Linked DNA regions of Homo sapiens: region 2 is linked to region 1. The links are chromatin loops, found by intact Hi-C in ENCODE. Cell type or tissue: B cell. All regions are shown on one strand. Each heading gives the region's core, and the rest is flanking DNA. Links, peaks and the distances in the headings are about the cores only. Region 1 overlaps TNFRSF14-AS1 (TNFRSF14 antisense RNA 1). Region 2 overlaps PLCH2 (phospholipase C eta 2).

Region 1 (10,650 bases), core at 1,612-9,611:
ACCTTCAGCCTCTTGTCCCCACCCCCAGGACTGAGATGCATCCTGGCTTCAACCAGGGGAGACTCTGGCTTCTGGAGGGCAGCCACCCTCTGGACTTGAAGGTGCCCAGGGCAGGTTCCAGAAGGTCCTGCTTCCCCCCAGTACCCCGGCCCAGCCCCTGGAGCCCCTGGGAATGTGTTCAGCCTCCTGCTCAGTAGCCCTCAGCCCACTGGGCTCCAGCCCCATCAGGCAGCTCCCCCGCCCTGGAGCCACCCTCAGCAGAGTGGCAGCCACCCTCAGCCCTCCCTCGCCTGTGGCTCCTGCGTGAGGTGGGGGAGGGGGAGCCCGGCACTGCTTGCCTGTGTCAGGGCTCGGGGCTGGCACCGAGGCTGTGTGCTGCCCCAGGCACCCGCCTACCTCCCCTGCCTGGAGGGGCATTTGGGCTGGAGCCCGCTCCGGGTGGGTTCCCACATCCACCCCCCTCTGCGGACATTCATCCTGCACAAAAGGCGCGTGCGCGGCAACAAACTCATTCGCCACGGGCTGCCTGGGCTTTGTGTGCTGAGCTCCGGCCTCAGAGGCCATCTGGGGAGCAGTCGTCCCAGCGGGCGGCAGGGCCCCCTCCAGGCTGCCTTTGAGGCCTGGGAAGCAGCCGAGGCTCCCTGAGCAACCGCGCTGGAAACCGCACACATCTGGCCTGTCCAGTGCCTTCCAGTTCCCGCAGCCTCCTGGCTGTCCCCTGCACGCTCTGGCCCTGGCATGGCACTAGGTGCCAGGAGGGGACCAAGGCAGGCGCCTGCCTCCCTGCCCTACCCCTGATGCAGGCTGTGTGCACACGGCCCAGTGGGGAGGGCTGTGGGCACGGGGTTCAAATCTGGGGAGTACCCCTCAGTAGGTGGGCCCTCTGGGGCTCAGCTTCCTCATCTGTGCAATGCAGCTGATAACGCTCCCACCCAAGGCCTGTGCTGAGGACGGAGAGTGGATGAGCGCCAGGCATGTGCAGTGGCCTCGGCACGCAGACCCCTGCCCCAGGCACTGCCCGGCTCTGCTTCTTCTCGCCTTCATTCGGTTTCCTGGGTGGGCGACCCCTGCCCGTGTTCCAGGCTTCCTGGAAACTGGCTGGGGGTCAGGGAAAGGCCAGCTGGCCGCAGGCAGCTCTGCTTAGAGCTGGGCCCACCCCTGCTCGGTGTGGGTGCGGCAGCTGTGGTCCTGCCCCACTCTCAGGACTCTGAGCAGCTTCTGCCTGGCCTGTATGCAGTAGGTGCTGAGTAAGTGAGCACTTGCCTCGAGGCCCTCAGCCCTGAGCACCTCCAAGTGTGATCTCAGCCCTGGATCTGGCTTGGGTCTGCCCAGCTGTGGGCGCAGCCACGTGGCCTGGGGTCGAGGGGGGGTTACTAGCAACCCCCAGCAAGCTCCTCTGCTGAGCACGCCCTTCCCCAGAGGGCTAGAGGCCAGGACAACAGTGAGCCGGGGCTCCAGGACAGCCTGCCTGGCGTGGCGGGCATTTCTGAGTCTGGGCGGTTGGATGCGGTAGGGGGCATGGAGTGGGGTGTCCGAGGGGTCTTTCCACTCAGGAGACCCTTCCTGGCCAAGCGACTTCTGGGGCCACAGCTCAGCAGACAGGGCCTCTGCAGAGGCGTCCCTGCCCCCAAGCATGCTGGGGGCGTCCTTGAGAGGGTGTCCTGCAGACCCAGAGATAATCCGGGCTTTGAGAGGCTGTGAGAGGCTGGCCCGAGGACTTTCCCACAGCCCCACAGAAAGGGCCGGCAGCCAGCTGCTCACCCACAAAAGGCTCCCGGCCATTCATGGCCTCAGGCAGGCGGGGCTGTCGGAGCGGCAGCCACAGCCTACCTGGCCACCCCCAGCAGGACTTTCGTGACAGGGAGGCACCTCCCTTCTGGCCATGGGGGCAGGAGGTCTCCAGGGCATAGGGGTAGTCTTGTGCAGCCACCCAGGCCAGCTGCTACCCCCTCTCTTTTGGCCCGAGACTGGCACCCTTCCTGGGCCTGTCATTTATCATGGGTGCCTGGGTAAAGGATGGCTCAGGAGGACCCTGCAGGCACCCACTACCATGCCTGGCGCCGTGCCTCCACCGTCACACTACCCATTGCTCGCCCCCACACGCTGGCCATGAGTCCCCAGGGCTGGCACCTTCCTTGCTTCCAAGTCTGGCCTGCACGGCTCTCACACCCTTTGCAACCATCTTCTTGCCCACCCAGCAGCCCACCCTGTCAGTGTAGGGGGCAGGAGAGGGACCTGGTGGGGCAGTGAGCTGGGTAAGGCCTCCTCCCTGGACCTCAGTCTCCTTGTCTGAGGTGTGGGACAGCACTGCTGCCTCCCAAGGCTGATGGAAGGACCCCCAAGGGCGGCTGGTTAACAAATACCAGGTTTGGAGAAGCTGGGGTGTGGGGCTGCTGCCTGGAATTAACTGCCCAGAGCACCTCCAAGGATGACCTTTTAATATGAGAGCCAGCCCAGGGGAGGGAAGGGTCGGGGGCTTCCTGGGGGAGGTGGCCGCTGGCCTGGATTATCAGGAAGTGCAGGAGGAGGGTGGGGGCTTCCTGGAGCAGTGGCCCTGGCCCCCCTGTGCAGTAGCTGCGGCTCAGCCCCTTCCCTGGCCTGTCTCCCTGTTGCTTCCACAGCTGGAGCTGCCTCTGCGGCCCCTGTCCTCACCCCTGAGGAGGCCAGGCCCGGGCAGGTGCCTGGGCTGGGGCTGCTCCTGGCCAGGCTGGAAGACTGTCAGATGGAGGACAGGTCAGGTGGTCGGAAAGCTGGGGACAGGGAGGGAGCAGGTTTGACGGAGGGACGTATGGGCAGGCTCCTCCTCCCGGTCAGGTCCCACGTGACCCCCCAGCCACGCCTACCCACATCGCCCTGCTGGAGGCCGGGGGCGGGGGGAGCGGGGAGTGGGGGGTGTGGGGGGTGAGGGGGGTGGGGGTGGGGGTGGCCCGGCCCGGAGCTAGGGGGCGGGGCCGTGCTTCTTCTGGCCCTGGCCTCCAATTGGCTGCCGGGCGTGGGAAAGCGTGCACCACTGCCTGGCGCCCATAAAGACGCCTCCACCACCTGCGCCGCCGCCGCCTCCCGGCCGCCCTCCGCCCCGCGCGCTCGTTGAGGCCGGTGCTCCAGAGTGAAGAGCGTGGCGGTGCGGCGGTAGCGCAGGGCCCTCCTGCGGGGCCAGGCAGGGGCGGGTGGGCGCTCCTTGCCACCTTTCTGCTCTCCCTGCTGTCCGAGAAGTTCGTGCGGTGCCAGCCCAGCTCCCAGCTGGGGACAGAACAGGAAACGTCCCCGGCGAGCCTGGCGGGGGTGGCGGCAGGGGTGTCTGTCGCCTGCGCTGGGCAGGACGCGCGTCCTACCGGCCTCCCACTCCGCGGGCCTCACCAGCCACCTCATTCCCGGAGCCCGGGCCGCCGAGAGCGCCGCGGATGGACCTCAGGGAAGGCCTGGCGCGCCGCCTCCGGGAAGCCTTCCGGCCTTCTCCCTCCACCGAGTACTGGGGAGTCTCAGGCCACGGTGAATGAAGAGCAACGGGCCGGAGAGACCTCGGCCTCTGCCCAGGAGCAGCGCCCAGCAACCCCGCCCACAGGGGACCCGGTGGACGCCCTGGTGGCCACTTTGCCAGGCTCCCCATCTCCCAGCGAACCAGAGAGGATTTCCGTTCCCCTCCTGCTTGGTGCCTAGCGCCAGGGCGGGGCGTGGGCTGAGCAGCCCCTCCCATGGAGGGAGCGGCCAGTCTACATATTGGAGGTGGGGCTCTGGGGAAAGGGTGTTGTTAGGAAGGCGGTTTGAGGCAGCGGGAGGTGGGGATGCGCCCGGCGGGGAGGGGCAGGTGTGTGGGGAGGGCCTGGGGAGCGCCTCCCCAGCCGGGCAGCGCTTCCCCAGCCAGGCCCCGCAGCTGGACCCCGGCTCCGTCCAGCCTGGGAAAGGACTCCACGGTTTATGCTGAAGTGGTGGTGGGGTGGGTGAACGCTGCGCAATGGAAGGGCATGGCCCTGTGCTAATTGCCCCGGGGTGTGGGGCTGTGGAGGCACTGCGGGGGGGATGTGCTGTGTCAGTTGGGCAATGGCGGCCAACTGTGGCGTGCAGGCCTTGGAGCTGCCCCTCCATGGAGCTTTAATAAAGGCACTAGCCCTGCAATTTCTGCCTGAGTTTCTGGCCCACAGCTTGGCCGACTGCAGCCCCTGAGATTGGAGGCTTCTGCTCAAGACGTGGGCAGGGAGCTCGGGGCTCCCTGGGCTGGGGCCCTGCCCCGCTGGCCTCTACCCTGGCCCCTGCTGGAAAGCCCGTCAGGGCTGCTCTGAGCTGGGGACAGCTCCTCCCTGCCCACAGCAATCTGGGGGAGCCCCGGTTTGTCCAGTGCCCCTGTGAGCCCTGCTGTGTACCAGCCACCTGTGGGAGTGTCCGCCAGTCACCTCCCAATAGCTCGGGAGGCAGAGCGACATGACTCCATTTTAGAGATGAGCAAACGGGGCTCCTGCACTCTGGGACCATGACAGAGACACAGGAAGTGAGAGTGGGCTGAGGCCCTGCAGCAGTGGGGGCCGGCCTTGGACCGTGATCCAACCCGACCATGGCTGCCCAACCCCCACGGGCTCACCTGGCCCCTCATCGAACCATGTATTACCCGAATAATTTATTCTAGTGTCTGGGCCCAGCCCCGTGTCCCTCACTGACAACCAGACCATGGAGGGCAGCCCTTGTGTTTTCCCAGGGGGAGGGGAGGGAGGAGGGGGTGGATTCTTAAAGGGCTGCAGTGAGTGTGGCCCCAAATGCACACCCAGGGTTAGGCACGCAGGTGATGGCACAGGGAGCCCAGGTTCTAGGAAGTGGCACCTGCGGCCGGGGAGGCAGGGCCTGGATTTTGCTGCCCCCTGGTGGCTAGCGGCCTGTCCAGGCAAAAGGCTTGGACCTGCAGCCCCTGTGGCTCAGAGGAAGAGACAGAGGAAGAGACAGACAGAGGTCTGAGGTCTCCCATCAGAAGTCTCAGCTCCCAAGGCAAATTCAGAGGTGGAGGGTCCCTTGGCCCTGTCCCAGCTCTGGCAGGGCGGCCCCCCACGTCCTGGCCTGCTGCCAGGGGTCGCGCCCACAGCCCTGCACCGAGCAGGGAAGGCCCAGGCCTGGGTGGGTCTTTCCGCAGGATCCTGGGATGTTGCTTAGGGGAAGCCGAGACCAGACGGGCAGTCACCTGTCTGGGAAAGCACCAGGCCCTGGCCGGGTGCGATGGATCACGCCTGTCATCCCAGCAGTGTGGGAGGCCGAGGCGGGAAGATCACGAGGTCAGGAGATCGAGACCATCCTGGCTAACACGGTGAAACCCCATCTCTACTAAAAATACAAAAAATCAGCCTTGCATGGCGACGGGCGCCTGTAGTCCCAGCTACTCCGGAGGCTGAGGCAGGAGAATGGCGTGAACCCAGGAGGCGGAGCTTGCAGTGAGCCAAGATCGCGCTGTTGCACTCCGGCCTGGGTGACAGAGCCAGACTCAAAAAAAAAAAAACAAAACACAAAAAACAAAAAGGAAAGCACTAGGCCCTGCGGAAGTCCCCATGGTGACATTCACGTCCTGGCCACGTGGGCGGGTGTAGGGGAGGGACCGCAGGGAGGCGGAAGTCCTTGTTTTTTCCTGCAGTCGGCCCAGGCAGGACCTGAGCAGCCTGAAGCCATGAGTCGCTGCCACTGCTCTTTCTGTGCCTGGTGCAGCCCCAGCTCATGGGGTCTGGGCCGCCTCTGATCCCATGCCCCCCACTTCACACTTGGGGTTCTGGCTTCCCCGCTGTGAGCCTGTCTCTCCTCCGTGGGACAGGCCAGCCTGGGCAGCCATCCCTGTACCCACTGCCCAGCATATAGTGGGTGCCTCATAAATGTGGGCTGAACAGAGCCTGCCCCTGGGGCCCCACCCTCACTGCCAGGCATACAGCAGGTGCCTCATAAATGTGGGCTGAACAGATCCTGCCCATGGGCCCCCCGACTTCCAGACATAAAGTAGGTGCTACATAAATGCAGGCCAAACAGAATCTACCCTGGGGGCCTCCACTTCCCTTTGATGGGGGCAGAGACCCTCTGCCGGGCAGCGGCCACCCAGTGCCTGGGACAGGTGCCCCCTTCTCCCACCCTGGCCTATCTTGGGGCATCTGAGGGAGGACAGGGCTGTGCCCCCCACTTCATCCTCGAGGGTCTGGCTTCCCCACCTGTGAGCTTGTCTCTCCTCCGTGGGAGGAGCAGCACCGTCGTTTTCACTTTCCGTGATGACCACTGAGTGAGAGAAGATGACGGCAGCTCCTGCGTTTAAAAAGGAACCATCCGCGTAACTGCCGCAGGCAGGGCCCGTGCTCGGGCAGTGAGGCCTCGGCCCTGAGAAGGCCCGGACCCCACAGGCCTGGCCCTGGCTGAGAGGGAGTTGGAGTCCCCCGCCTGGGGCAGCCCCTCTGCACCTGGGGTGGTGGAGCAGGAGCTTGGCTGCAGGCGGGGCTTTCCTCCCAGCTCTGGGAGCCGCTTCGCTGCAAACGCTGTGACTGCAACCTCCGCCACCCAGGTTCAAGCGATTCTCCCGCCTCAGCCTCCCGAGTAGCTGGGATTACAAGGCACCTGACACCATGCCCAGTTAATTTTTGTATTCTTCCTAGAGACGGGGTTTCACCATGTTACTCAGGATGGTCTCAAACTCCTGATCTCAGATGATCCGCACGCCTCCACCTCCCAAAGTGCTGGGATTACAGGCGTGAGCCACCATGCTCGGCCTAGGTGACTTTTCATGGGGAGATAACACACAGGCATGGTGAGCAGCGTGGCAGAGGACCTGTGTGCAGGGCCCTGTCTCCCGCCGGGGAATCCTTCATCTGGGAAATCTCCGCTGCGGGACAGGGATGCTGTGTCGTCAGGACGCAGCGTCTCTCCAGGGCACCCGGGCCTCCTCTGAGCCTCTTTGCGCTCTTTGGCTGCGTGCTTTCTTTCCTGTGGCAAAAGGTACATGACGTTTTATTGACCATTTCAGCCATTGGCAAGTGTGCAAATCAGTGGCTTTAGTCCATTCGCAATGCAGCTGGACCCCACCCTTTCCTGATTCCCGCAGGCCAGGGCTGAGGGCGGGGAGGGGCCTGTGCAGCAGCCTGAGACCGGCTGTCCAATGGCAGAGCTTCCTTCTGGGAAAGCCATGGGTCCCCTGGGGCCCCATGCTGGAACCCCAGCAATGGTGGTTCACGTGTCTCTCCATCTCACTTCCCGTGCAAAAGCGACACAGGCGGGTACAAACCCAAACAGTGCAGACATGGAGGAGACAGAAGGTGAAAATGGTTTCTGAGCCCCTCCAGCCGCCCTCTGGGGACACCAGCCTGGCGTTCTTCAGACACAAGCACTCCCTGCAGCCAGGAAGAGGAGGAGGCAGCCGGGTCTTGGGCGCAGAGGGACCACCCTGTGAGGACATAGGGAGCAGGTACCATCTGCAGGCCCAGGAGGGAACCAACCCCACCTGCCCCTGCATCTTGGACTTCCAGCCCCCAGAACCATGACACCATTGTGTTTCCATTTCTTGAGCCCCCAAGTCTGTGGCCCTTTGCTTTGTTTTGACACCCCAGCAACATGAGCCCCTTCCCAACCCCTCCCCAGCCCTGGCCCCATCATCCTTGACCTCTCTCTCCCTGCAGGTTAGATCTGCCTGTCCCAGAATTTCACCTGAATCACAAAGCGTGGCGCCTCGGGGCCTGGCTCCCTTCACGTGGCCTGATGTCTGCATATTCATCCGCCGTGCAGTGTGTGTCCACGGTTCATTTTGTGTTGCCACGGAGCATCTCATTGTGTGGCCCTAGCCCAGTGTGTTAATCCGTTCACCTGCTGGTGGGTGTTGCAGTGGTTTCCAGCTCTTGGTTATCACCGAGAAAGTGACTGTGAACTTCCGCACACACGTTTTGCTGAGGACAACTCCTTCCATTTCACTTGGTTATTAGGAGTGGAGTTGCTGGGTCCTAGGGAAGGTGTGTGTTTCTCTCTAAAAGAATTTGCCAAACCGATGTCCAAAGCTGTACCATTTCAGGCTCCTGCCTGAAATCATGCTGTGATTGTCATTTCAGGGTCCACGTCTGACAAGTCCACCGTGGCTGCCCTTCTGGGCCTGTTGCTGCTGACTCACGTTCCCACGGCCACCTTTCCCTGCGTCTGGACGTAGTAGCAATTTCTCGTTGGATGTGGACATTGTGCTGTGACCGCTTTGATCACCTGGCATTTTTGTTGGGTTGTTTTTGGCCTTCCTTTAAAGGACGCTGCGCTGTGTTCTGCGTGGAGTTCAGCTCCTTGCTCTTCACTTTGGTCTTCGTGTGGCTGGTTCTGAAGCCTCTCAGAGCAGGTCCAGCCCAGCCTTTCCTGCAGGAAGAGTCCAGCCCCACTCCCAGGACGGGCCCTGCTGGGTGGCTGCCAACAGCCCAGGATCCTCCAGGACTCTCCCCCTGGCGGTTGGAACTCCTGTCTCCCACCTGTGAGTCCCAGGGGCCGGGGGTCCACAGCCCCCTAGGGTCCCATCCATGCTGAAGAGTCCACCTTCCACATCCATGGCGCCTGACTCCGGAGGCCTCAGAGGCCCTCAGGCAGCCTTCTGGAGCTTTCTGTCTGTGCAGTTCCCTCCCTTCTGGAGCTCTGCCTGCCAGGTCCCTCTGCGGATGTCTCCCTGAGCACTGACCTCCTTCTCCTCAGCCCGCCAGGACTGCTGGACCTGCCTGGATGCCCGCCCCTGCTCGGCCATCCTCAATGGGCCTCCACCCCAGGGCTGGGGTGACCCGGGCTGAAAACAGTTCATCCTGAGTTTCAGTCTCGAGCTTTCGTGGCAGGAGGGAAACTGCTGGCTGTGTTACTCCACGGCGGCTGGAACGGACGGGACCAGCTCCCTTCAGAGGGGCACTTCGGTTGGTTCTAGAATTCTCCTTTGCTATGAAGGCTGCCGGGCACATTCCACACCAGCCACCCTCCACCTCGCATGTGCGTTTATCGATGAAACGCCACAGTGGGACCTCCTGGATCAAATAGTGCAATGATGTAAACGCTTAGTATTGTCCTGGAACCTGCCTCCGAAAAGGCCGTGCGCTCCCGCCTGGGATCCTGCTGCTCCTCCGCCGGCCGCCCCGCACACGCTCCGCTGCCTCTCTGGGCTGGCTCAGCCGTTGCATGTTCCTGCGTGTGCACTGAGACGTCCACCCTGGCACGCTTCTTCCCCTCGGCACGTGGTCCCCACGCTGTGCCTGCCCAGCTCGGAGCCCAGAGGCCCCCGCAGCTCCCCACAACTTCATGGTGCAGTGACCTGAGGCCTCCCCTGGCTCAGTCCCTTTCCCAGGGTCAGGGGTCCATGTATTGAACCAGGACGGGAGGTGCCTTCCCCCTGAGCTCTGTCCCTGCTGAACCTGGAAGGCAGCGCCCGGTGGCGGCTCAGACCCCCAGAGCCTCTTCTGAGGTCCGACACTCCTCTGCTCCCCCCAGGGAGACCCCCTGGCCTGGCCCCCAGCTCTCGGTGCCTCGGTTTCCTCACCTGGAAGGTGGGGATGTTGAAGGTGCCTGGCCTGTGGCTGTGCACTAAGCTAGGGTGACTGTGAGCTTCCAGAGCTCGAATGTCTGGAAGGAAGGGCGCGAGCTGGGTGCGTGTGAGTGTCCTGATCATGGACACAGAGCGTGGGGCCCCTTGGAGGGCTGGAACCCAGGTGGGGGATGCCTGGGTGGTGGGACAGAGTGGGGCTGGAGGAGAGGGTCTGAGGAATGTTCCGGCCACAGACACCCCAAGCCCACGGGAGGTCAGGAGTTGGTCACAAGGAAGGTGAGGTGGGGAACAGAGCTGGGGCCCAGGGTCCTGATTTGGGGTGAGAGGTGACGCCATCCCCGAGTCAGAAAGACGGCCAGGGGAGGGGAGGAGGTGGGGAAAGCAGACAGACGGGGAGGCGGGGGGAGCCCAGGGCCAGGAGTGTCAGGGGCAGGCACTTGAGACAGAGGCACCCTGAGGTTTCCCAGCAGGCAATTGATACCCTGGCCTGCAGCGTGGAGGAACCGGGGCTGGGCTGGAGGCCTGGGGACGCCTGGGGCTGCCCCAATTCCCAGCAGACACCTCACCCTCTGGGAAGCCCCAGCTGCCCCAGATCCCTCCCACAATGCTCTGACCACCCCCAACCCCCAAGTCCTCTCCCTTCTGTCCCCAAGCCCGAGGCCTTGGAGCTGCCCCCGCCCTGGGCCATGAGAGCTGGACACAGAGCCCTCCAAGTTCCACGGGCCTCCTGCACCGCCGCCTGCTCCGCCCTCCTGCCCTCCCCCTCGGCCTCCCCTGTGAGGGCTGCCCACCTAGGTGACCCCGGAGCCGCCTCCTCACGCCTCCATCTGCTCTGCACACCGTCCACTAGCCTGACAGCTGCCCAAAGCCTCCAGAGCACAGAACGGGCCTGGTGTCTGCGCCTCCGTCTCGGGGTGGGCCACGGCCGGTTCTGTGTCCCGTCCCCTCCCCGCTCACCAGCGGTGGACCCCAGCTTCCCTCTGCAGCAGCACTCAACTCACACACTTTCTCAGAGACGCGCAGCCCACCTCGCCCCCGCAGTTTCCTCTTCATCCCTCAGAGCCCCCCATGGCCTGGGCAGTCCATCCTGAGTGTCCGCACCACACGACTGTAGACGTTTGGCTTCTGGACTCAAATCCTTCACCAGATCGTGACCAGGATGG
Region 2 (10,650 bases), core at 1,635-9,634, 53 kb before region 1:
CTGATGAGATTGACGATGACTGCAAGCTCCTCAATGGGGATGTGAGTCGGGCTGGAGGTGGAGGGGGGCGCGTGGAGCCTGCAGTTCCCAAGAACAGCTGTCCGTCCTTGCTGTTGGGGCGAGTTAGAAAGGGAGGCATCCGGGAGAGAGGGACATTGGGGCAGATTCGCACAGCGGCCTGGGGCCTGGGGGGTCCTCCCTGCCCACCCACCCCTCTGCATGAGAGCTGCAGGCCTGCCTCTTCCCAGTTTCAGCTCCCACATTTGAGCTGACTCTTGGGGTACCATCCACTCCCCCTGCCCTGTCCTCTTGGCCCCTCAGTAAGTGGGGGCAGCACTGGGGGCTGGGTCCCACGCCAGACTCCACCCCATTCCCACCAGCACCTGGCCCACCCAGGCCCTGGCACAGGATTTCCCAGCTTCCCGCCCTTTTCCTCACCAAGTCTGGCTGGACGCTGGGTGGCTGGTAGTACTGCCCAGCCACCCCCGTGGCCAGTGCTGGCCTCATCTCCAAGCAGTGCCATCTCTAAGGTCAACTCTGATATGGGGGTCCCACCAGCAGTCACCTCCACAGAGCGCTGTCACTGTGTCCCCGCCAGGGCCAGGGTGGGGGGCTGCAGAGATGGGAGGGTCCTGTGAGGTGTTGGGCTCGGGGGCGCCGATCTCCTCTCCTCTGGACACTGCTCTGGGGCCGCTGCTGTGAGGCAGGGAAGGCCGTTGCTTCCAGAGGGGCCATGCATGGGGAGATAATTGTGCAGCGTGCTCCTGGCCACGCGGCCAACCATTTTAGAAACTCCTGAGGCAGCAGCACTCTTCCTGCCTGGGATGTGCGGCACACGCCTCTGTGTGGCCCACGTGATGGCAAAGGCAGCTCCACGGTGCTCCTGGCTTTGTGCCCACTCCAACCTGGCACCAGGGGCGTCTGACACCCAAGTCCCAGACCCTGTCCTCAAGGATTCCAAGTTCATCAGGGGCACCCGGGGGGCTGCACTGGCAGGGAAGGGCGTCCAACCCAGCTCAGAGGCTGCCCTGAAGTCTGCCCCTGGCCCTGCCATCTCCTGAGGCACATGGTGGCCAGTGGTGGGACTCCAGACCCTGTGCCGCCTGCTGGCGCACTGACCTCCCAGGCCACAGGGCCAGAAGCCGCACAGGCTCTGCTGGGGGCCGCTGGGCAGACTCGTGCTGCTGGAGGAGTCGGGTGGGCCTGGGTTCCCGTCCTGCCTGTGGCTGCCTGCAGGCCCTGAGGTGAATCACACGCCTTCCCTGAGCCTGGGGTGGGCAGAGTGCTGTGACCCTGGGGGTTGTCATTGCCACTACTCGCAGGGCTCGGGACAGATGCCAACAGGCCGGCCTCTGGCTCCTGCAGGCATCCACCAATCGAAAGCGTGTAGAAAACACTGCTAAGAGGAAACTGGATTCCCTCATCAAAGAGTCGAAGATTCGGGACTGTGAGGACCCCAACAACTTCTCCGTCTCCACACTGTCCCCATCTGGAAAGCTCGGACGCAAGGTAGAGGCCAAAAAGGTGACACCCCTGATGCCGACAGGCCCCCCCGACAGCCAGCCTGTGGGCCAGCCAGGGCCCCCGAACGTATGCTCTGTGCGCACTCACACCTGTGCACACACAAATCTGCACACAAGCATACCTCTGTACACACCTCCGCACACACCTGCATGATCCATACCCACCTACCAGCGGGGTCTCAAAGCCCAGCCAGTCGTTGAGAGCTGCCCAGCTGGGGGGACATGATTGCCTTCCCTGCCCAGCGCCCCTGCCTAGAGCTGCCTGTGGCCACGTGGGGAAGTTTCCACATGGAGCGAATGGCCCTCAGGGGCTGTCATGGCAGACACAATGGAGTGTGTGTGGGGTGAGAGGTGACAGGCAGGGTGGGCCGGGTCCTGCGGTCACAGAGCCTCCTTGTAGACCTTGAAGGAACCAGGAGCTGTGGCCGGTGGATCCCGCAGTCCTGCTGTGGGTGGGACAGAGTGGGGAGCGTGGGTGGGCCCTACAGACCCTCCACAGGGTGACAGTGCTGGTGGGCGCCTGTGCTGGGGACACGGTCTCCTGGTGCACAGAGCCTCCTTGCAGACCTCGAAGGAGCCAGGAGCTGTGGCCGGCAGATCCCGCAGTCCTGCTGCGGGTGGGGCAGAGTGGGGAGCGTGGGTGGGCCCTACAGACCCTCCACAGGGTGACAGTGCTGGTGGGCGCCCATGCTGGGGACACGGTCTCCTGGTGCCTGGAGAGCCCTACCGTGCCCTGTGGCACCGGCTCGTTCTGCCTGTCCCTGCAGGGACCTTGCTCTTTTCCTAACCCTTGGGGAGGGTGGGAAGGTGACTTCTCCCTGGCCAAGTGAGGGTGCTGTGTCCCCTTCCAGGACCAGTATTTTTAGACTCAGGTGTTTGCGTTTCCGCCCACGGGCCTCGGAGCACTCGGCACAGCTGACACCGCAGGAGAGCTCGAGGAACATGCCCTGTGCAGGTGGCTCTTGCAGGGCCCGAGCTGAGAGGCGTTCCTTTATTTTTATCCCAAGGTGTCTAGGTGGGGGAGAGTGGCCATCTGTGGCTCTGCTGGGCAGCCAGCTGGGCCTGTGCAAAACCTGGAGATGCATCTGCGGGTCCAGGAGAGTGGTCCCCTGCAGACCTCAGGTCTGAGCGGCTGCTGGGGGTTCTGTGCTCAGGGAAGGCTTCCTGCAGGAGGAGGAGGGGCTCAGGCACAGCCACGAAGGTTGGGGGAGGAGCGGGAATCCCCCCTGATGAGATGCACTCCTTGCCTGGTGTGGACACACACCCCAGAAGGGTCTCAGAGTCTTTGGTACAGGCGAGGGGCGGAGCTGATCCCAAGGCCAGGCCGGGACGCGTTCAGCCCTGGAGCTCACGGAGGGCGTGGCCCAGGTAAAGGGGGTGTCTGTGCACTGGGGGTCGTGGGGATGGCAAATCCCACTGAGGGACACTTGTGCCTCTCTGTCCCCCTGGGGTAGCCGGTGTCCCCTCTGCCCATGAACCTTGAGGACGTGAGACCTCTACTCACGAGTCCCTGAGGCCCGGGGGCAGCAGGAATGGGTATCTTGGGGAGAGAAGCCGGTGGGTAAGGAGGGGCCCCACCCCCAGAAAGCTGAGCACAACCCGGTGAGTGCTTGTGCAGCCAACAGCCTTGCCCCGTGAGGACCCTTCCCTGAGCACCCCCTCGGGGCCCAGAACCCAGCCTCCCTGACAGAGGCAGGGCTGGGGGGCCTGCTGCTGGCTGAGACCCTCCACCACCATCCAGGCCCCCTCACCTGGGCCTTCTGCTGCCTGCAGCCCCTTGGAGCATAGTTGGGTCTTGCTGTCTCCTCTGTTTGGGAGTCCCAGGGGTGACAACGGGTCTGGCCGTGCAGTACGGGCTGTGTCTGGCCGTCCGTCTCCTGGGTCAGCGCGTGCCTCTCCTCGGTCATGCCTGGATTTACAGTCGCTCGTGGCTCTGGGTCACTGCAGCATTTTGGGGATGTTTAAGGAGCTGTGAAGTGTGGTGGCCCCGACCGGCTCCAGGCGCACTGTCAGTCTGGCTCCTAGCGCCTCTCCCGGCAGCCGTGGCACCAATAAATTCAGAGGAAACCGGGGCTGGCTTTTCTGGAGGTGGAGAGAGACGAGCATGTCTGAGAGCCATGTGGACCTGGACAACCTGGGAGCCTCCTGCTGCAGTGCACGTGGGGCCTCGGGCTCCAGCCAGTGCAGCCTGGTGACGGGAAGGCCCCTTGGCCACTCTGGGCCGTGGGGAGGGCCGTCCAATCCCATCCTGGCTCCCTATGAGGGTGAAGGAGGGGCAGGGCACACCTCTGGGCCGTGGTACCCAGAGCACAGGGAGGCTGGCGGGAGCTCCCCGGCCGCATCAACAGGACTGAGAGGCCCGTCTGGCATGGGGCCTGCGGACGCGACGTGCCCTGATTTCCAACGCGTCCAGCGAGGCAGTGTCCAGGCAGGCCCAGGTCCAGGCTGGGGAGAGCGGGCAGCAGTCGGAGCTGTTTGCTGTGGCGTGGCTGAGCGCCGAGTGTCTGTGGTCATGAGAGCTACAGTGGCCTCTTTGCAGCAGTGTGGGAGCATCCAGGGGTGTGGGAGGGTGTGTGTGCAGGGGCGTGCTGTGGGTGTTGCAGGGGTGTGTGCAGAGGGGTGGGCGTGTACAGGGGCATGGCCACGGGTGGGTGATGTGTCCGCTTCTGGCGGAAGCCCCCTCCTAACAGGGACCGCTGCTGCAGGCCCACGGCTTTGCTGTGTTTCAAAGAAAGTAGCCCCCACCCTTGGTGGGGGACAGGATGTGGTATGGGAGCCCCTCCTGAGCACAGCTGGGCCATGTTTTGGAGGTGTCTGTGGGAGGGGCTGCAGGGGTCAGGTGGTGGCACAGGCTCTGCTGGTTCCATTGGGAATGAGCTTTGGGGTGAATGAGCAGCTCGTGAGGCAGCCCTGGGTTCGGCGGGGGGCAGGCAGGGTAGCCCTGGATGTGTCTGCTACTTATACAGCGGTAGGAAGGCTCACAGTGGTTTCCTGGGGTTCCCCAGCTCAGAACCCGCCTCAGGGAGTGCCCACCTGGAGCCGTGTGTCTGATTAGGGATACCCGCGCACTGCGGGAACAGGTCAGGGCCGTGGAATGCTCGTAAAAGGGTTGCGCAAGCAGGCCTGGCCGAGCAGTATTCCAGGCACACAAACGCAGTTATTACGTAGTCACCACTGGTGGGAAAAAAGGATTCAGAACTTAACGAGTTTAAAACAACACATGAGAGACGCTGAGGCAGGTGTGAGCGAATGTTTCCACCGGGGCCTGACTTTCAGGCCGCTTCTCCTCGGCAGCTGCCTCTGCCCCAGGGTGGACTGGGAACGGCTGCCACGGGGGCTCCCCAACCTGTCCCCGCCCTGCCCTCCCCTCCCGTCTGCCTTACTCCAGACCTGGCTCAAGCCCACCTCTTCCAGGAAGGCCTTCTGGGACCACCAGGGGCTGTCCCGGCCTCCCTGCCTGGTTCAAGGCTAGACTCACCTTGTCCCTGTCTCTCCCCTGGACTCAGAGCAAGGCTGAAGAGGACGTGGAGTCTGGGGAGGATGCCGGGGCCAGCAGACGCAATGGCCGCCTCGTCGTGGGAAGCTTCTCCAGGCGCAAGGTCCGGCGCAGCTCCCAGGCCAGGGTCCCGGTCTGGGCCCAGTGTCCTCCCTGCTCCCAGTGCCCCGTGTCCTCCCTGCTCCCAGTGCCCCGTGTCCTCCCTGCTCCCAGTGCCCCAGTGGGCCCTGCCCCAGCCAGAGCAGATGGGGGTCTCCTCCAGTCCCCAGGGTTCCCAGCCTGGCTCACAGGATCCCCTCTGAGTCAGGCCGAGCTATCGGTTGCAGGTGCCAGGGACTGGGCCAGAAGCCTGGGCTCGGAGCTGGTGGGAACAGGTGCCTGGCTGGCTCACATCCCTTCTCTGGCCCACGCTGGCCCTCGCCCCAAGCTCAGGTGCCTTGTGGCTGCCCTGAGAGTCTGCCAGAGCCCAGATCGAGAGGGCACCGAGGAGGCTTTGGCAGGCCCAGCCAGGCGGGATGGACATGGGAGGCTGCGTGGGCCGCTGGGGACCCCGGAGGATAGGCCCTCCCCAACCCCCCAGCCTTCGCCAAGGCCTGGCCTGGGCCAGAGGCCCTACAGCTCACACCTCTGCCCCCCGCACAGAAGAAGGGCAGCAAGCTGAAGAAGGCGGCCAGCGTGGAGGAGGGAGATGAGGGTCAGGACTCCCCGGGAGGCCAGAGCCGAGGGTAGGTGCCCTGCCCCACGGGGAGGCCCCGCACACTCCTGGGAGCCTGGCCCAACCGGGCCCTTCTCTGCGGTGACCCCACCAGGACCATCCCTGAGCAGGGCAGGACCTACCCCCTTCTTGGCCCCTGGAAGCAGTGAAGTGGTAGGGAGTGTGGTGTGCAGGGCAGGCTGGTGGCTGTGGGCAGTGGGGGCAGGGGCGGCTGAGCAGGTGGCTGGAGGGCCCAGGTCCCCACAGCCCTGGATGCTGCCGGGCTGTCGGCTCTCGGTCCTCACCGCCTCCTCTTATGAGGCCCCCAGCCTCATGCCCTCCCCAGGGGGCAACAAATGCCTGCCATGAAGTGGCTCCCCCTCTTCCCGTCCAGTCAGGCTGAATTCAAGGCCCAGGCCCCCGTGTCGGAGGCCTTCCTCAGCACTGTCTGGGGTCTCTTTGAGGTCTCAAACCTACAGGCCCAGAAGGAACTCCCACCCCTCCCGGACCCTGGGCTCCCCCCGTGCCGCCCACTCCCTCCTATTGCCGTCTCCCCTCACTTCCATCCCCCAATGGTTCCTCCGTGCCCCTCGCCTGGGCACAGCCCCCTCCTGTCTCATCCCGTCCCACGTGCCAGCCGGGCTCTGCCCTTAGCACACATCTGATCCACGTGTGCCGCTGCCACCCGGCCGACACGGAGGCCCCCTTGGACCCTGGCCTCCTCTCCACATAGCGATTCTAGGCCAGACCCAGGCCCCGAGCCCAGCTCTCCCCTGCTCAGAACCTTCCAGAAGCCCCCACACCTGCCACGCTTGGCAGGCCACGTCATCCTCCACTGCACACAGTGCCTAGGGACTTTGCACCTGCTGGTAGCTCCCAGCCAGCCCACATCCTGCCCAGCACTCAGGTTTCCGCAGCCCGCGGCCCAGTCTGGCGTCCGTCTCTGATGGTTCGGGGCCTGCTGCGTGAATTAATGAGGCTGCCCGAGCCCTGGAGCCCGTCTCACGGAGCTGGGTGCCAGGCTGGCCCTGGACGGGAGGGGTTCTGACCCCCTGCACCTGCCACAGGGCGACCCGGCAGAAGAAGACCATGAAGCTGTCCCGGGCCCTCTCTGACCTGGTGAAGTACACCAAGTCCGTGGCCACCCACGACATAGAGATGGAGGGTGAGTGGCTCGGGGACCTGGGGCCACGGGCGGAGGCCTCCCTGTCCCCCATCCCTGCTATGCTGCTGGGCGCCGGGCGAGGTCGAGGACTGGCAGTCTGATGCCCGGTCACCGGCGCCACAGCGGCGTCCAGCTGGCAGGTGTCGTCCTTCAGCGAGACCAAGGCCCACCAGATTCTGCAGCAGAAGCCGGCGCAGTACCTACGCTTCAACCAGCAGCAGCTCTCCCGCATCTACCCCTCCTCCTACCGTGTGGACTCCAGCAACTACAACCCGCAGCCCTTCTGGAACGCCGGCTGCCAAATGGGTGGGTGCGGGCATGGTGCGCTGGGTGTGGTGGGGAGGGCTCGGCTCAGACGGTCCCTGAAGCCCAAGGGGCGAGCAGGGGACCCGCTGGGGCCTCGGTTCTGTCCTGGGCTCTATTGCCCTTGGAGCCTCCACACCTCTGTGGCATGCTGCCGACACCAGGCTGCCACTGACACCAGGCTAGCACTGGGGCAGGGTCCTTCAGGCCTTGTGGGGGATGTGGGAGCGATGGTGCAGGCCTGTCCACCTACTCCCAGGGATACCTGCCTGCGAGGCTGGCTGCGCCAGCTCCGGGGATGTCCCTCCAGGATGTGCTGGCCTCAGTCCTGCACAGGTGTGAACCTTGGAGTCCCATTCACATTGGGTGAACGAGGGGCAGACGGCAGATACGCGGCAGCTGTGCAGGGGAGGCTAGCGTGTGGTGGTGGGTGGGCGGGGCACACACCTGGAAGGTCAGGTGCTGACCAGGGCAGCCTTGTGTCACCCTCGCAGTTGCCCTGAACTACCAGTCAGAGGGGCGGATGCTGCAGCTGAACCGAGCCAAGTTCAGCGCCAACGGTGGCTGCGGCTACGTACTCAAGCCTGGGTGCATGTGCCAGGGTGAGGCACTCGGACACTCAGGGCTCGGACGCTCAGGGCTCGGATGGGCCTCCTGGGTGTCCCCAGAACAGAGATCGGAGCCCCACAGGCTAGCAAGGGGGTGGGGGCGGCTTTGGCAGAGTCCCCTGGAGGGTCAGGTTGGGACGAAGCTCCCAGGATGCTGGGGAGGTGGGTGGGGGAACCCTCCTTGCTAGCGTTGCAAAGAAGGGCCCAGCTCCGTCAGGAATCCAGGGATGGAGAACTGGGGAGCCTGGGCCCCACATGAGATTCATGGCAGGACTTGTCTGAGGGGCCCCAGTGCCAGCGACCCAGCCCCCTGTGCCTGGCCCCTCTGTGGGTCTCAGGACCTGGGTCTGGGCTGGGTGTTTGGAGGAACCTCCTCCCGGCTCTCAGACACCTCTGTTTTGTCTGCTGTGGATGACTTCCAGCTTGGTCCCCCTGTGGCCCTGGCAGGAGTATCACCATGGGAGAGGGCAGGACAGGGGCTGGGCGAGCAGGCCTCCCACTAGACCAGGCTACTCCTGCTGTGGACCAGCTACTTCCACCTCTGCCCTTGGCTTGCCCTCCTCAGAGTTCTCAGCCTGAGTGGGCCCTGGGGACACTGTCACCAGAGACCCCACCCCTCATACCCCCAGGGACCCAGACCCACCCCCAGAAGCCATGTGACCTCCTCGGCTCAGCTGTGGGAGGCATGGGCTCTGTCCCACATGCTGCGGTAGCCACAAAGGTGATCCATACTGGGCCAGGTGCACCCCGAGGTGCCCCCCTGGACCACTGCCTCCCTCCCTCCCCCTGGCACCGGCTCCAGTCTCCTATGTGGGGGCTGGGGAGGGGGCTGTTGGCAGCCATGCCCCAGCAAGCAGGGGGCTTGCTGAGGGCTGGGCCACTGACCACCTCCCCGGCATCCCCTCAGGCGTGTTCAACCCCAACTCGGAGGACCCCCTGCCCGGGCAGCTCAAGAAGCAGCTGGTGCTCCGGATCATCAGTGGCCAGCAGCTTCCCAAGCCGCGCGACTCCATGCTGGGGGACCGTGGGGAGGTGGGGGCCAGCCCCACACAGGCGGGAGGGGTGGGAGTTGGGGGCGGGCCGGGCATCGCGATGGGCCCTGATGCCACCCCCACTCCTGTGTCCCAGATCATCGACCCCTTTGTGGAGGTGGAGATCATTGGGCTCCCTGTGGACTGCAGCAGGGAGCAGACCCGCGTGGTGGACGACAACGGTGAGGCTGGGCCGTGGCTCCGTCACACCTGTGATGGAAGTCTGAGGGGGGAGGGTTGGGGCTACCTGGTGTGCCCGGGTGCCCTGCCCAGGCCTCCCTCAGTGACAGTCCTGGGCGCCCTCCCCTCTAGGTGGGCAGTCCCGGAAGCAGCACCGGGAGTGGCACTGGGAGTGGTGTGGGCCGGGGGCTCCAGGCTGGAGCGGTGCTGGGCCGGGCCCTCCCCATGGGACACTCCTCCTGGCGCTGCTTCCCCAGGGTTCAACCCCACCTGGGAGGAGACCCTGGTTTTCATGGTGCACATGCCGGAGATCGCGCTGGTCCGCTTCCTCGTCTGGGACCACGATCCCATCGGGCGTGACTTCATTGGCCAGAGGACGCTGGCCTTCAGCAGCATGATGCCAGGTGGGCAGGAGTGGACACGGTGCCCCCCACACTGGCCGAGGGCCCCAGGGCAGGGCAGGTACTCTTTCCCCTGTGAGTCAGTGCCTGTGTAGGTGGGCCTGCACCTGGCACCAAAGAGACAGGAGCTGAGGACGGGAGGAGAGCCAGCCTGGGGATCTGCGGGTCAGGCAGGGGCATGGCCTGTGGGGGAGGGGCCACCCCCAGGAAGAGGTCCCTGCAGGCTGGTGCAATGCCAATGGGCTTCCTGGAGGAGGTGGGGTAGTGCTGGGCCCACAGGAGGCAGAGGCCCCAGGCCTGGGCTTGTTGGGTGTATCTGGGGTCTTGGGACCTTTAAGTAGAATGGGGGGCAGAGCAGGTGGGGGCCCTGGGAGGCTGTGACCTCATGACCCTGCTGACCCACACTGCTCCAGGCTACAGACACGTGTACCTAGAAGGGATGGAAGAGGCCTCCATCTTCGTGCATGTGGCTGTCAGTGACATCAGCGGTAAGGTGAGTGTCACCCCCTGCCACCAGCCATCATGGGGAGGGGCCACACCAGCCCCTTGTCCCATGCCCCCCCATGTGTCCCCAGTGCTGGGTCCTGAACTCAGGCAGTGAGGCCTAGGGTCCCCTCCCCGGGCCTCTGCTCCTCTATCTCAAGAGGGGCTGCTGTGGGGGCCTGGCTCCTGAGCCACCAGTGCCCACCTCTGATCTCAGGGCTGGCTTTGGGCATCTCGGGCAGGACAGGTCCTGAGTGCTCCGGGCCTTGCCCCGCCCTGTGTCACCCATGCCTGTCTCAGACTCTTGGGGGCCTTGCAGCCTCCACCCCTACAGTGCTGCCATCTGGCTTCTCAGCAGGGACCGAGTGATGCCCCTCTCCCCTCTACTACCCCCCACCCCTCTACTTCCTGGTGTCACGTGGAAGGCAGCTGCCCGGGTTTGCCTGTGACTCCACACCCAGCATGTCTGTCCCCTGCCCCAGGTCAGGGTGGGGCCTCGGCTTCCGCAGGAAGTGGTCTTGGTGCCAGCCCTGCTGCCCTGGCTTTGAGCTGGGGCCCAGTGCCCTCTGGGTCCTGCTGGCTGCAGCTGGCCCTCGGGGAACCCGCACACACAGCAGGAGGGGCCTGCCCAGGCCCAGTGCTGACTCTCTCCTGCCATGCTCTCGGGCCCAGAGGTGCCATCCAGCCCCTGCCGTCTATCCACCCATCTGTTCCTCGTCCCCCAGGCTGCAGGGCTCCCCACGCCACTGCTGTGGCCGCCTCACCT

What was found. Hi-C counts contacts between places; a loop is a spot of excess contacts. Peaks named below come from ENCODE experiments on the same cell type or tissue, not always from the same donor. Only the 100,000 strongest peaks of a DNase experiment are listed, where the experiment ranks them.
Region 2: it touches region 1 in a loop (3-fold over the local background); 5 of 110 quality-filtered maps call a loop at or near these places.

Annotation. Positions count from the first base shown.
Region 1 is chr1:2,543,348-2,553,997 of GRCh38, forward strand. TNFRSF14-AS1 (TNFRSF14 antisense RNA 1) reads right to left here. Exons shown (of 7, transcript NR_037844.2): 4 at 10,279-10,467; 5 at 7,645-9,356; 6 at 7,226-7,384; 7 at 6,573-6,927. Among named protein-coding and RNA genes, the nearest start is that of TNFRSF14, 7.7 kb to the right of the region's middle. RefSeq lists enhancers at 1-496, 1,368-2,238, 4,851-5,720, 6,937-8,136. In B cell, for the core only: CTCF peaks have their summits at 4,861 (motif pointing left) and 5,060; DNase peaks (open chromatin) are centred at 2,954, 3,704, 4,834, 5,544 and 4 weaker places; H3K4me3 peaks cover 3,148 bases; H3K27ac peaks cover 5,887 bases.
Region 2 is chr1:2,489,827-2,500,476 of GRCh38, forward strand. It overlaps PLCH2 (phospholipase C eta 2), which reads left to right. Exons shown (of 22, transcript NM_014638.4): 10 at 1-41; 11 at 1,366-1,509; 12 at 5,030-5,122; 13 at 5,662-5,744; 14 at 6,781-6,878; 15 at 7,002-7,184; 16 at 7,676-7,783; 17 at 8,697-8,821; 18 at 8,918-9,002; 19 at 9,258-9,404; 20 at 9,815-9,894. Among named protein-coding and RNA genes, the nearest start is that of PLCH2, 19 kb to the left of the region's middle. RefSeq lists enhancers at 2,156-2,717, 9,246-10,445. In B cell, for the core only: no CTCF peak of the experiment used is centred there; DNase peaks (open chromatin) are centred at 4,485, 5,975, 6,605, 7,525 and 5 weaker places; H3K4me3 peaks cover 774 bases; H3K27ac peaks cover 734 bases.